3 separate regions of the Mus musculus genome follow, and regions 2 and 3 are each linked to region 1. Evidence: chromatin contacts called from ENCODE Hi-C or POLR2A ChIA-PET data. All regions are on one chromosome and are shown on one strand. The core of a region is the stretch at or near the end of the contact, and the rest is flanking DNA. Distances in the headings are between cores, read along the strand shown.

The links. A loop is a pair of places that touch in the nucleus more often than their neighbours do. ChIA-PET counts read pairs that join two places held with the same protein, here RNA polymerase II (POLR2A).
Region 2: POLR2A ChIA-PET joins it to region 1 with 11 read pairs in Patski. The contact joins the promoter of Cd276 here to the promoter of Loxl1 in region 1. POLR2A ChIA-PET finds 5 or more read pairs at or near these places in 2 of 5 experiments (Patski and embryonic stem cell).
Region 3: a loop to region 1 is called in a map of Patski, with 2.1 times the contacts of the local background. The contact joins the promoter of 4930461G14Rik here to the promoter of Loxl1 in region 1. A Hi-C loop is called at or near these places in 1 of 37 maps with a recorded cell type or tissue (Patski). POLR2A ChIA-PET finds 5 or more read pairs at or near these places in 2 of 5 experiments (Patski and embryonic stem cell).

What each region holds. Positions count from the first base shown.
Region 1 is chr9:58,310,954-58,315,154 of GRCm38, forward strand. Loxl1 (lysyl oxidase-like 1) reads right to left here and starts at 2,259. Exons shown (of 7, transcript NM_010729.3): 1 at 733-2,259. The coding sequence starts at 1,933.
Region 2 is chr9:58,552,589-58,556,789 of GRCm38, forward strand. Cd276 (CD276 antigen) reads right to left here and starts at 2,445. Exons shown (of 8, transcript NM_133983.4): 1 at 2,434-2,445.
Region 3 is chr9:58,452,882-58,457,082 of GRCm38, forward strand. 4930461G14Rik (RIKEN cDNA 4930461G14 gene) reads left to right here and starts at 2,292. Exons shown (of 3, transcript NR_040736.1): 1 at 2,292-2,475.

The sequences.
Region 1 (4,201 bases), core at 1,009-3,508:
TTTATGCCCTGGCCAGTGGGCTCTGGCATCCCCAGCCGTGTTGGGATCACCTCAGGGGTCTGAAAATTTTGTCTGTTCTAGTGCAGCTCTTTGGCTGTTTACTCACCTCACTAAGGGCACAAGGACACTGCAGCATCTCTAGAAGCATTTTTTTTTTTTTTTTGGTTTTTCGAGACAGGGTTTCTCTGTATAGCCCTGGCTGTCCTGGAACTCAGTTTGTAGATCAGGCTGGCCTCGAACTCAGAAATCCACCTGCCTCTGCCTCCCGAGTGCTGGGATTAAAGGCGTGCGCCACCACGCCCGGCTCTAGAAGCATTCTTAAGGCCTCTTGACCCTGAAGGTCCAAGACTCCCATGATCCTTTGCCTCACTTTGTGCACAGGCATAGGGGAAATTTCTAAAAGTGTTAAGAGATTCCCTGGGAGAGGGAGAAGCAAGGGAGCAAGACTTTCCCCACTCGTCCCTAGATGACCCCAGCTAGATCTGCAAAGTACTTAAAACTTGGCTAGTCCTTCCACTATTCTCCCCAAGCCAGAGTCAAAACACAGGCCTACCAGATAGGCCTTTGACCCAGATGGATAATAGTTGGATTCAGGAGGAGAGGCACGCAGGGGCTGCATGGTCCTTGTTAAGCCACCACTGGAAGGCCTTTGATAAGAAACAAACAGGGTCCGCACCAGCAATTCACCAGTGGCCAAAATGTCGAGCCAAGGCGCTCGTGGATTGTACTCACCGCGACCATTCTGGTTGGGTCGGTACACACTACCCACGCTGAGACGGCCCTGCTGGGCGCCGTTCCGCTCCCCACCCTGGGAGGGCGCATCAGAGCTTCGCACGGGCAAGTAAGGTGGCTCCAGCACGCGGAATGGGGGCTGTGGCTCCACCGCACGCGGAGGGACGTAGGCCTCCGGTGGCACATTGGCTGCATAGGGCGGGTACCAGCCGAGGCGAGGATCGCCAGCGCCACCGTAGGTGCCACCGGCCCCCGCGGGGGCCTGCGACACGTCGGTGCTGGGATCAGGGTAGGCCTGCTCGAATCCCGGGGTGCCTTCATTGTACAGGCTGTGCGAGTAACGACGGTCAAGGCCGTCGGAAGGTTGGGGCTGAGGCTGCGGCTGGGGCTGGGGCTGGGGTTGGGGCTGGGGCACATAGGGCCTCTCTGGGGCTGGGTAAAAGCCCTGGGCCGGGTACTCGGGCTGCTCCTCGCCTCCTCCACCTCCGTAGTCCTCGTAACGCGCCCGGGGCTGGAAGGGATAGATGACCCCAGCCGAGGCTACAGCCGCTGCCCCCGCGCCCATGCCGCCGCCCGCACCACGGTAGTACACGTAGCCCTGTTCGTAGGTCCGTGACGCGGGATCGTAGTTCTCATACTGGTTTACGAAGGGCGCCTGCGGATAGGGGAACTGCTGCGGGTAGGAGGATGGCTGGCGATAGGTGGTGGCGAAGGCCGAGGCCGAAACCGAGGAGGAGGCGGAGCCCCCGTGCCGTTGCTGGGAGACGGAGGTGCGGGCCCGAGCCATGCCGGTACTGTCCCCGACGGCCACCTCTCTCCAGTTGTCGGGCACCTGGCCGAAGCCGAACGGGTGCCGCGTTTGGCCGCGCACAGTGTCCGAACCCACGCGTCCGGGCAGGGGCAGGGACGGCGCCTGCCGACGCCGGGGTCCCCCCTGACTGCGCCGCTGCGACGTTTGGGGCGCGCCTGCCAGTAGAACCCTGGAGCTAGTCTCCCCTCGTTGGGGCCCCGCGGGCACGTACTCAGAGCCCGAGTTGAGCAAGCTGTACACCTGCCCGTTGTTCTCCCACTGGATCAGCTGCCGCCAGCGTCCTGGGTCCGAGCCCTGTCCTGGCTGCGCTTGCTGCCCGTGCACCAGGACGCACAGGCAGGCACTCCACACCAGGGTCCTCAGCTGGCTGCCGGCTCCGGCCAGAGCCATAGTGGCCCTTCTGCAGAGGCCGGGTGGGCAGAGAGTGGGCCTCGGTGCGTGCTTCTCTTCCCACGGCCTCGAGGACAGGATGGCTCTTCGCCTGCCCAAGCTCTAGCTTTGTCCATCCTGGCCTTGTCCCGAGCGGGACGGCTCCTCCGATGACAGCATTTCGAGGCCAAGGGGTCAGGGCAGGGCAGGGGCGGTGCCCAGGGCTGCACGAGGCTTTCCGTAGGGCACGGGACGGGCAGGACCTCCTGGGGCCCTTACATGGCCAGCCCCACACTGGCTGGCTGCTCGCTAGGCTGGCGCTTTCCCACTCTGAATGAATAAGCAACAGGCTGAAAGTGTCTGGAGGTTTCAGAAACCTGGTCCGCCTGCTGGGGCCTCCTCCGCGGGGCCCTACGGCCCGCCGGGTTTTAGCTATGTGGCCTGTCCCACAGATCAGTGCTCCCTTAGTCCTGTAGCTTCCAGCCAAGCCACAGACCTGCCTGGGAGGAAGGGAATGAGGTAGGGCGGAGGAGGGGGCCCCTGGGGACTCAGGCCTGGTAAGTGGGGTTTCTGGCAAACATAGCAGGATTAAGATGTGGGCACTACCCTGCTGGTTCCACTCAGTCCTGGACACAGGTTTTTTTTTTTTTTAATTCCACTTTCTTCGTTGACTTCACCTCTTCCTAGGGTTCTTGGGGTGCCTTCTCCCTTCTCCAAAGCTAGTGCTAAGAGACATCCTGGTTGGTGAGACTCCCTGGGGAGATGCCCACCTCTGGCTGGGGCCACCCTGTAATTCTGCATCCTGAAGACATTGGGCGTTTGGTCCTGAGTACAAAGACACTGAACCTTCAGCTCTTCTACCAGGTCTCAGTCTACAGGCTTGGGAACTAGGATAGGTATGTCTCTCTGCTGAAGGGGACTTGGGAGCTCAGGGCAGATGCTGACATCACGTACCCCCCACCCCCTCCAGTGGCTTCTGCCCTGTGCTTCCTGAGTTGATAGCCAGAAATAATCGGAGTCTAAACATGAATAAGAAGAACCCAGCCGGTGGCAGCCTTGGATATGAGATATGCCATTGTGAGGCAAGGGGAACCTTTAACATAAAGCAGAGAGAGGGAGGCCTTGGGAGAGCCGTGGCCTGGGAATCGCATGCTCCTTCCCAACTCTGAGTTAGTGGACACATTGATCACTGGGGGATTATTCCACAGAACTCCATCTGTTCTGGCCGATTCTCTGTTCCCTCCGGGGATGTCAGGGCTAAGAAGAAAGGTAAATTTTAACTTTTACTTGGTACCTAAGAGGTTACCCTCTAAATGCTGTTCTCCAGGCTTCCCCTAGGCTGTCTTCTGTTTGGCCTTGGGAGCTGGAGGGCAAAGATTACCCCCTGAGACTTATAAACAAGACAGGAAGGATCTGTCCTCAATGCTGGATGACTCTGTTTTGTAAACTCCTGGGCCCCGTTTAAGGAGGAAACAGCCAGAATGATGCTCTTTGGGAACCAGGACCCCTCTGCCCTCCATCCTTACCAGGAAGCATCTATCAACCCACCAAACTGTGGGTTTCAGGACTGATACTTCACATATGTGTCTTGGGACACTGGATATCTTCCCCCCCCCCCCCCCCGAGACAGGGTTTCTCTGTAGCCCTGGCTGTCCTGGAACTCACTTTGTAGACCAGGCTGGCCTTGAACTCAGAAATCCACCTGCCTCTGCCTCCCAAGTGCTAGGATTAAAGGCATGCGCCACCACACCTGGCTGACACTAGATATCTTAATCTAGCCAGAAAATTGGGGGCTTGCAATAGCACTCTTGCCCGTGATATCGTAGATCCAGTGTAATGTCTGGATTCCTACAATAGTGACTGATTAGGCTGAAGACTAGCAAGTCTTGGTTCAATTGAAGCCTGGGACCTGGAGGGTTAAGCCTTCCCTCCCTCCTGCTCCCCCCCCCCCCCAGTGTTGGCCTCAGCTGCTTAGAATCCCTGGGGTCCCGTAGGTCTTTCCAGCTAGCCAGATGGGCAGCAGAGGAGAAGTGGAAACAGGCCTTAGGGTACCTTGGGCTTGGAGGGGAAGGAAGGAAGAATTGAGGGAGGATATGGGATGGGTTTGAGGTGGGAAGGGGGTTAACAGGAGCCCCTCTGGCTGGCAGGATGGGGTAGGGGGACAGGGATCAAGCACCACTGCTGCCTCAGGGTCTTGGGGTGGGGAGATCAGGGCACAGGCCATGGTTTTCAGCGCTCTGCTGGGAGCCAGCACTTGGCATGAAACCCTAGCTGGAGTTGGCCCTGCTT
Region 2 (4,201 bases), core at 1,195-3,694, 240 kb after region 1:
AGTGGCCTCTCCAGAATAAGGATGCTGCCTCCCCAGAGAACTGTTCTGAAAGGCCACCACTTCTATAACTGTTCTGAAGATAAACATGAAAGCCTCCAGCCCAGATGCCAGGCACCCAGCTGCTAGGCATCTGAGCATCTTGGACATTCAACCACCCTGTTCCCATCAGGTGCCTGGACAGAGCTTAAGGGGCCAGAAATGGGGAAGAGAACTGGGCTAAAAAAAAAAAATCCCAACTCGTCTCAGAAACTAGGCTTCTTCCCTTACAAGATGTCCTCTTGTAGCGAAGTCTGGAGTGCATGAGCAATACTCTGTAAGCAGGAAGAAGACACCACATATGCAGGACAGTACAGACCCCTGTAGACCAGTCATGGGACCAACAAACTCATCACTAGAGCTACTCTGTGCATGGGCAAACATTATCCCTCTTTATGGTTTCTTTGCCTCATGACACTTTGGGCAAAACGGATATTCACAGTGTTAACCTAAAGTGGTGATGTAGTATGCAAACTTCTTTCTTCTTTTCCTTTTGACTGAAGTCTCGTGTATCTCAGGCGAGCTTTGAACTATGTAGCCTTGGATGACTTCTGGTCCTCCTGCTTCTACCTCTAAACACTGAGGTTACCACCATGAGCCACTATGACCAGTTTGTGCATCGCTGGTGGCTGGTGATCCAATTCAGGATTCATGGGTGCTAGGCAAGCACTCTACTAACTGAGCTACCTTCCCAGCCACACAATGAAAATGGCACTGATATCAGGACCCTGTGTCAGCTAACGGTGATGTATTTGTAACACGGGGGAAGACGTCCACGGGCCACAGTTAACCAAGAGTTAGTGCTGAAGACTAAGAACACCAGCTACCAAAGAAAACACACACCTCCAAAATATTCCCATTCCCAAGCAAGGTGGAAGGGTAGACCACCACTCCATAGCCCTTAGCTCCCCAGCCCTCCACACCTGGCCTGCCCATCAGTCAACCAAGCCCATAAGACAGGTTTAGGTTTCAATTTCAAGTACAGATTTCAGATTCACCTATTTACAGGTCCCCAAACTACTCAGAATGTCGTTGTTGCTAAACAGTAGGAGTCCTAGGGACTTCTGGGAGGACAAAGGGAATGAGAAAGGAGGCTCAGTTAAATAAATAGCTCTCAAACTGTTCAGACACTTTCATTGGCATCTCAAACTGAAAGTAACTACTACACACTCAAAAAAAAAAAAAAAAGTCTTTGAGCTGGCCTGGTGGTGCATGCCTTTGTCCCAGCATCTGGGAGACATAGGCAGGTAGATTTATGTGAGTTCAAGGTCAGCCAAATCTATAGTGAGGTACTATCTTAAAAAAACAAAAATAAAAACAAAAACAAAAAACCCAAACTTTTTTTTTTAAGGATTTGGGTTTTAATTTAATCACTATTCATTTACAGATGGCCCACAATCAATTTGAAGGGAAATAATTTTTCACAATTAAGTAGGTGTCTCCCCGACACATACACAAAACCCCGGTCACGCACATACAAACTTCGGGTCTAATGTTTGCTTAATATTTCCCTTCAGTGATAAGCTCTCAGGTCTGAGTCACCCACCATACATTTCTCATTAGGACAGGTTTGGCTTGGAAATAAAACTCCCTTTCTGCCAGGCCACTGCCTCAAGCTCCGAAATCTGCGACTGGTTGACTGGGGCCTAGTAAGAAAGGGCCCTGGAGAGCCGGATTCAATTTTCTCGTCTCTATGTGCCACCCTGGTCCTCCAGCCTCTCCCTACCTTCCTTCAGACCTCCTCTCCATCCATCTCCATTTACCTAAGACAGCCCAAACTGTCCCATCCCATTTCCTCTTCAGTCTTTTATTTTTCGAAGGAGCCTTTAAAGCTATTCCCAGAACCTGTTCCCTCGTGCTCTTCTGCAGACCTGGTCCCTCTTCACCATTCAGATCCAAGAACAGGGGACCACCTAACCTCGTGCTCCCCTCCCCCGCAGTTTCCCCTTTCAGAGCTGGCATTCATGGTGTTTTCTTCCTCAAAGTCCGGAGAATGCCTCCCTTCCAGTCTTGGCTAGCAGCTTCCTTAAGCTTCAAGAACCATCAACCCAGTGACCTACCTGCCTGCATCCCTACTCCACACCCAGGGCCTGAATAATCAGTCACCCACCCCGTTTCGGGCCCCACAAGCCCCAGACTTGGGAGTCATCAGATCCCACAAATCCCAGCGGGTCTCAGCCCCCCGAGGAGGGAGCGGCCAAGCAGGGGTGCTCTCAGCTACTCCGGACCCTAGAGCCCCAGCGGTCATCGTGGATCAGGGTGCCGGTGCCCTGCGGGTAAGGGCCGCGGAGTTCCCAGCTCCTTGCACCCGGCGCCTTAGCGCGTGCAGTCCAGGCGCCGCCGCACACAAAGGTGGACCCAGCAGCCCACGCCGCCCCGCGCCACGCAAGCACTCACCGCGCCGCGCCGACTCCCGGGACTCGGGGACGCGGCGGGGCGCAGCCCAATCGCCGCCACTGTTGGTGCCGCCGCCGCCGCGAGGCCCGGCCAGACTGGGGCCGGGGGCGAGAGTGAGGGGCGGGACGGCCAGAGGAAGCTGGGGGCCCGGAAAAGCCGCCCGGGTGCGCCCCAGAGGCTGGATTGGCCCTGCGGCGAGATCCGAGGGTGAAGCCTGAGCCCGCCTGCTGGGCAGGGCCCGGGGTCTGGACCCGCCCCGACCCAGACCCTTGTTGGACCCCGACGGGGGAAGACCCAGTACTCTGAGGAGGAGGAGGAGGTGTTGGGCTACTCGCTGCCCATCCCCCACACGGATCCTAGCACTTCCAAGAGCCGAAGTTTCTTTTTCGGTGAGAGGGGACAGGTGACCGGCCACTGACCACTCCCACCCTCGGAACTGCTGGCTCCAAGCCCCGCTGCAATCCAGCTGTCCCCATTCAGTCCAGAATTTCTCCCCTCGACACCAGGCCAGCACCGCGGCTCGGAAAGGGTTAACTCGACAGCGAAGAATTCCGAGTTGCTGGGAGCTCTCTATAAATACAGTGTCGTGGGCGCCTGAGCCAACCACAGGGCAATTTCCACTGAGATGGTTTTCCTCGTTTTCTTACACCCACAGCAACCGGACTAACGCTGCTCTCAACCCTTTTATCCCAGCCGCATGCCAGCTGCTGGCTAGCCCAGGTTCTGTAGAGAAGAGTAAGCCTGGGTGCCCTCAACCCTGAACCCTTTCTTTGCCATCTATCTATCCCCATCCCCTTTCACTATGTCCTTAAAAAAAAAAAAAAAAAAAAATCTAGCTGCAGGCAGCGACAAGAGGAGGGCAAAGGATGATTAAGTCTGTCTGGAATTTGCCAACATCCCTTCACCTGTGTTTGTATCTGTCCATTACACAGACAGGAAACAGCAACAGCGTAGAGGGCCTTCTGTGGGCTCAAATGAAGGCAGCATGCTTTCCTCTCTGGCCTCCATAGATCTCCCAAGGGTCCCACCAGGTAGAAATTATTTCTGTTTTGCAGATGAAAAAAAAAAATTGAGACTCAAGGAAAGAAGGGACTCCAACCTTGCACTGCTTGCAGACTTAGCAACCAAGTGACAGCAGCTGTCAGAGAGAGCTTAGGAAATAATCGTGAATCCACACGGGTCTCGGCTTCTGCCAGCTACTATTTTAAGCTCTTCACAATTTATCTCTTTTAATCCCCCAAATTCAGTGAAGTGAGTGCTGTTACTCGCATTTTTGCAGATAAGGAGATTCAGACACAGGCTTTATAGTAGCTCACCCGAGGGCACCCAGCTCTTAGGGAGAGGCAGAACTATTCTATGTCCTTGAATTTGTGTGCTGAGATCAAATATAGCTATGTCTATGCTTCTAAATATAAATTTGGCATTAAAAAAAAAAAAAAAACCTGTATACATGGTCCTGCCCTTGAGCCAAGACTCTCATGTAGAGGTCAGAGGATAACCTTGGGTATTAATCCTTGACTTCCATCTTGCCTGAAACAGGATGTCTTTTTTTTTTTTTTTTTTTTTTTTTCTGCTGTGTCTACCAGGCTAGGTGTCCATGAGCTTCCCAACTCAACCGTGATGGGTGGTGAAGGGACACTTTACAATGCAGAGGCTTTTCTTATCCTTGCTCAAGAGCACAGTCCGAGAGGGAAGAAAATAATGAGCATTGGTTCTCAGTTCAAGGAGCTCTGACGCCCCCCAGGAAAGGGAAACAACTTGAACAAAG
Region 3 (4,201 bases), core at 1,042-3,541, 140 kb after region 1:
TTCTGCCTACCACCTTCTTTAGGCTCAACTGGCAAGAGCTGGTTGGGGAGGGGCTGGCTTAGTGGGTAAAGCACTTGTGTGAACTTGAGTTCTAATCCCCACATCCATCTAAATGCTGGGTAGGAAGTTAGCACACCTATTTAAGCCCAGTCCTCTAAGGGGTGTTGGGAAGCAGATGGAGGCTCCCCAAAGCAAGATGGGAAGCTAAACTAATCAAATCCGCAAGCTCTGGGTACAAATGAGAGACCTTGCCTCAATGTATGAGGTAGATGGCGAATGGTCAAAACCCCCAATGTCAACCCCTAGCTTCAACACACCTTTACCTGAACACATAAATGCGCGCACACACACACCAAACAGGCATGCATGCCACATATACATATATGTGTGAAAATAAAAATGTAAATATAAAAGAGTAGGGTGGTGCTGTCCCTGCCTGGCCCAGAGGACCTTAAAGCCCCACCCCTTGTCCCATATGAGTCTGGGATGCCTCCTCAGCCCCTGCTCCTCCCCTGGAAACTCCTTCAGCACCTTTCCTGCTCTGCCTTCACTCTCACAATTTCTGGTTTAATGTGCACAATACAATTACGGCAAAATGAGCTTCCCATCAAACCCCAATGACTTCCTTCCCTCAGCCTACCCCAGCACCACCAGCCGGGTAGTGCTTCCTCCTCTTAGGCTATGGAGATAAATTCCAGGACATGACTTCCTGAATAAGTATCCCTCTCCCCCCACCTCCCAGAACCCTACACATAACCGCTCCAGAGCCAGGGTGGGCTTTTATAGGACAGGAGTCAGGTCAGAGCTGAACAAAAGAGGAGTACCCCAGCCTGGAGCTTGCTTAGCTCACTGTCTCTACAAGGCTCTTCTCTAGTCTCTACTAAGTCCAGGATGGGGTGGAAAATTCAAGAAGGAGTTGAGAGAGTGTGCAACCTAGCCATTGCCAAGGTGGAGGGGGAAGTCCATTCAGAAGTCATCTGAGGAGTATTAGATTTTAGGCAGAAAGAGAAGAGAGGGAGGAGGAGAGGCTGAGTCACACTGTCCTGTAGGGTAGAGCCTTATCAGTGCTGCAGATGCCACTGGGGGACAGAGTCTGAGAGAGTTTCCATCTCATCAGCCAAGGAACATGTCTCCTTTTGAAGGTGTCTGGGGGTGGAAGGTCTTGCATCTCAAGGAAGCAGGCTTAGTTAATATGTCTGGGCTTCGTAGCAGAGGTGGGGGAGCAGGGCATTTGTGACTGAGGCTTCACGGGGAAGATCACTCTCCCATGATGCTTGGCTAATGTGTGACTCATGTGAACTGACGATAGTCTGGCTGCCTTTGATCTGAGCTGGGATGTGGCTTAGAGCCTGATTACCTAGAGGTCTGGCTGCTCTTGAATAGAAGTATACATGCTCTCTCCAAAACCACGCAGCCCCCCAAAGGCAGGAGGCAGTGACCCACCAGCCACATTCCCCATACCTTGGTAGGAGACGGGTGTCAAATGCAATGCTGGTACCCTGCCTATCTAGGCTGAAGTCACTTTTGAGTCAAGTTTTCCTTGGCCTTAGTCAAGGCCCTGAGGTACAAAGTGACCTGTCTTAGGACGCTCTGGAGGAGACACTGCCAGCACAGATGGGAGAGTGAAGCCAAGGTGTGGAGCTTCATGATGCCAAGAGCTCATGACACTTTTGCTTCAGTGCCCCCTTCAGTGCCCAGAGCCTTCTCCACTGGAACCATCCCTTTTAGTCAATGGCTCATCCTGGAAACATTCTCGAAGCTGATTACCAGGCCCAATAATGTAAGACTCTGGTGAGAGATTTCCCCCCCACACACACCTTTGCCCCCAACACACACACAGTGAACAACGCTGAGCCGGGAATCGTTGCAAAAACAAGAGGAATTTTATTGTTCCAGCATGCTGGGGTCACCCTGCACAAGAAGAAGAGAGAACAAGGACTCTGCACAGCCCATTCGGTAAGTTTTTATACAGTTTTCAGAGCCGCAGCCATTGCGCACATTGTGATTGGCAGAACAGTGCGACTTTTAAACTGATTGGTCTTTAGGGAATGAGGTGGCAAGGACTTCCCTTGTCTATAGGTGGCCAATGGTCACAGAATGTGTCTATGTGCTCAGGACTTCCCATACCCGCAAGTGGCTGATGGTTGGTTCCTCCCTCCCCCCACCTTGTCTGAGGAATGTAATTAGCCCCTCCCTTCCGGAGGGGGTGGTGCCTAAGTCCTCTATGACCTTTCTCTTCCAGGAGAGGAGATGGAATTTTCCAAAGTTCCTGAGTTGACCTCTTCAGTGCCAGGCATTGGCATTGTGGAGATGAACTAGGCAGGTACTCTCCCTCAAGTACTTCCCAGCCCAGAAGGGGACAGGACCACACCTGAGGACTATCCTAAAGATCTGAACAGTGGAGACAGAATGAAGAGAGCTTGCTTGGACAGCTTTATGTAGCAGAGCTGGTACAAGTGACTTAGGCCTTGAAGGGTGAGTAGTTCATTGAGTTAAAACAGGTATTGTCCAGGTCTGGATAAAAGGGGAGAGGGCAATGATAAGACAACAGAAAAATGAAATGGGGCTTCAGTGGGGGAATATTTACAGGCCCAGAAACCCCAAACTGATGATCATAGGGTGATGTGACCTATGATCAAGGCCTATGTCCTACAGGTGTAGCCCTATACAACATCTGACTTTGGAGCCTGGCACCACAGTGGCAAGGTCTGGAGCACTTTGCCTTACTTTCTGGGCCTCACTGCTGCAGACGGAACAATGACGGACCCAGTGCTCTGAGCACACTCCCAAACACCCTGACTGGAGAGTAGGTGTGTGAATGGCAGCTATCACTGTCACGTGAATTATTACATTGATTTAGAAGGATCTGTTCAGTTCATAAACCCCAAATAATGGAGCCCAGCCAGTCATGAGACTTGCAGAACTATAGAGTCACTGGGGTAGAGCTGGTGCTGGTACTGGAGGCCGTGCTAAAAATGATCCCCGAGGTCTTAGTCCTGGCAGAGGAGAAACGCAGCAGGCTGGGCTGGGTAACTGTGTTGGCAATTTCCCCTTCAAAACCACCTGAACTGGAGCCCCATTCATTAGCATGAGAATGGCGCGCCGGCTGGGATCTGAGGGTCCAAAGGTATTTGTATTCGAAAGAGCTTCCTCTGTTCTTGGCTCAAAGTCACTGCGGCCTGAGCTGCGAGGCTGGGCGGGGATCCAACACACACTGCGGGTAGCCTGGGAAAGAGGGGAGTCCTACCCAAGTGGTTGCTCCGAGCCTCGGGACCACACTCAGAAATGCAGCCCAGAACACCTTCCCCATCCCAGCCCACCCGGAGCCATCCCTGTATTTGGGAAGCTCTCTTGTAAGTTCTTGAAATGTCTCCCCACCCCTCCAGCCTTTATTTCTTTTTAAATCCTGTGTGGAAGAAGGCAGGGGTTTGAGACCTGTGTGCCTCTCACAAAGGAACCTAGAGTTTTCAAAGGTGGAGAAGCACTGCCCAACGGGATTAGTAATAGTAACCATCATTACAGCTAGTGGTTGGGAGCTGCCCCTTGCCAGGCATCATGTTAGGAATTTTACATACATTATCCTCGGTGTGGCTCTCTTTTTAAAATTCATGCCACAATCCTGAGATGTGGTTTCAAGCCTCACTTTACTGATCAGGAAACTATGATGTGGAGGATAGTGTTAGCTTACCCAGGATTAAGAAAATAAATTTCCTATCTGGAGTATGGGCTACAGTATTAAGTTCCACACCTCCTGATTGCCCTTCCGGCTGCCCCTTTGGAAAGGAGTCCAGTGGAATGAAGGGATAGTTTGACAATTTCCCCTTCAGGTCCTCCCAGCTCAGGCTCCGGTCATCAGCATGAGAACCAGGTCTGAGCAGAAGACCCACCCTCATCTCTGGCCCTTCTCTATCAATCCTTCTCTGGGCACTCAGGTTTGTTTATCCCCCTAGGGATCTGCTGTGGAGCCCAGCATGATGGCATTTCTAAGGGAAAGGCAGGAAAGGCAGGGAGCAGAAAGATACCCGCCTAGTTTGTGTAGCACCCTGTGTCACCCTCAGGGAAGAACCCAGAATCCAGAATGGACCCCACAAGAATGTTCTTCACTTGTCTGCCCAACCTCTTCCTCTTGCCTAGTCCTTTTGTCATCTTCAAGCAGGCACCCCATTCTGTTCTCCCACCACCTCCGCTCTCCCTCCTTATC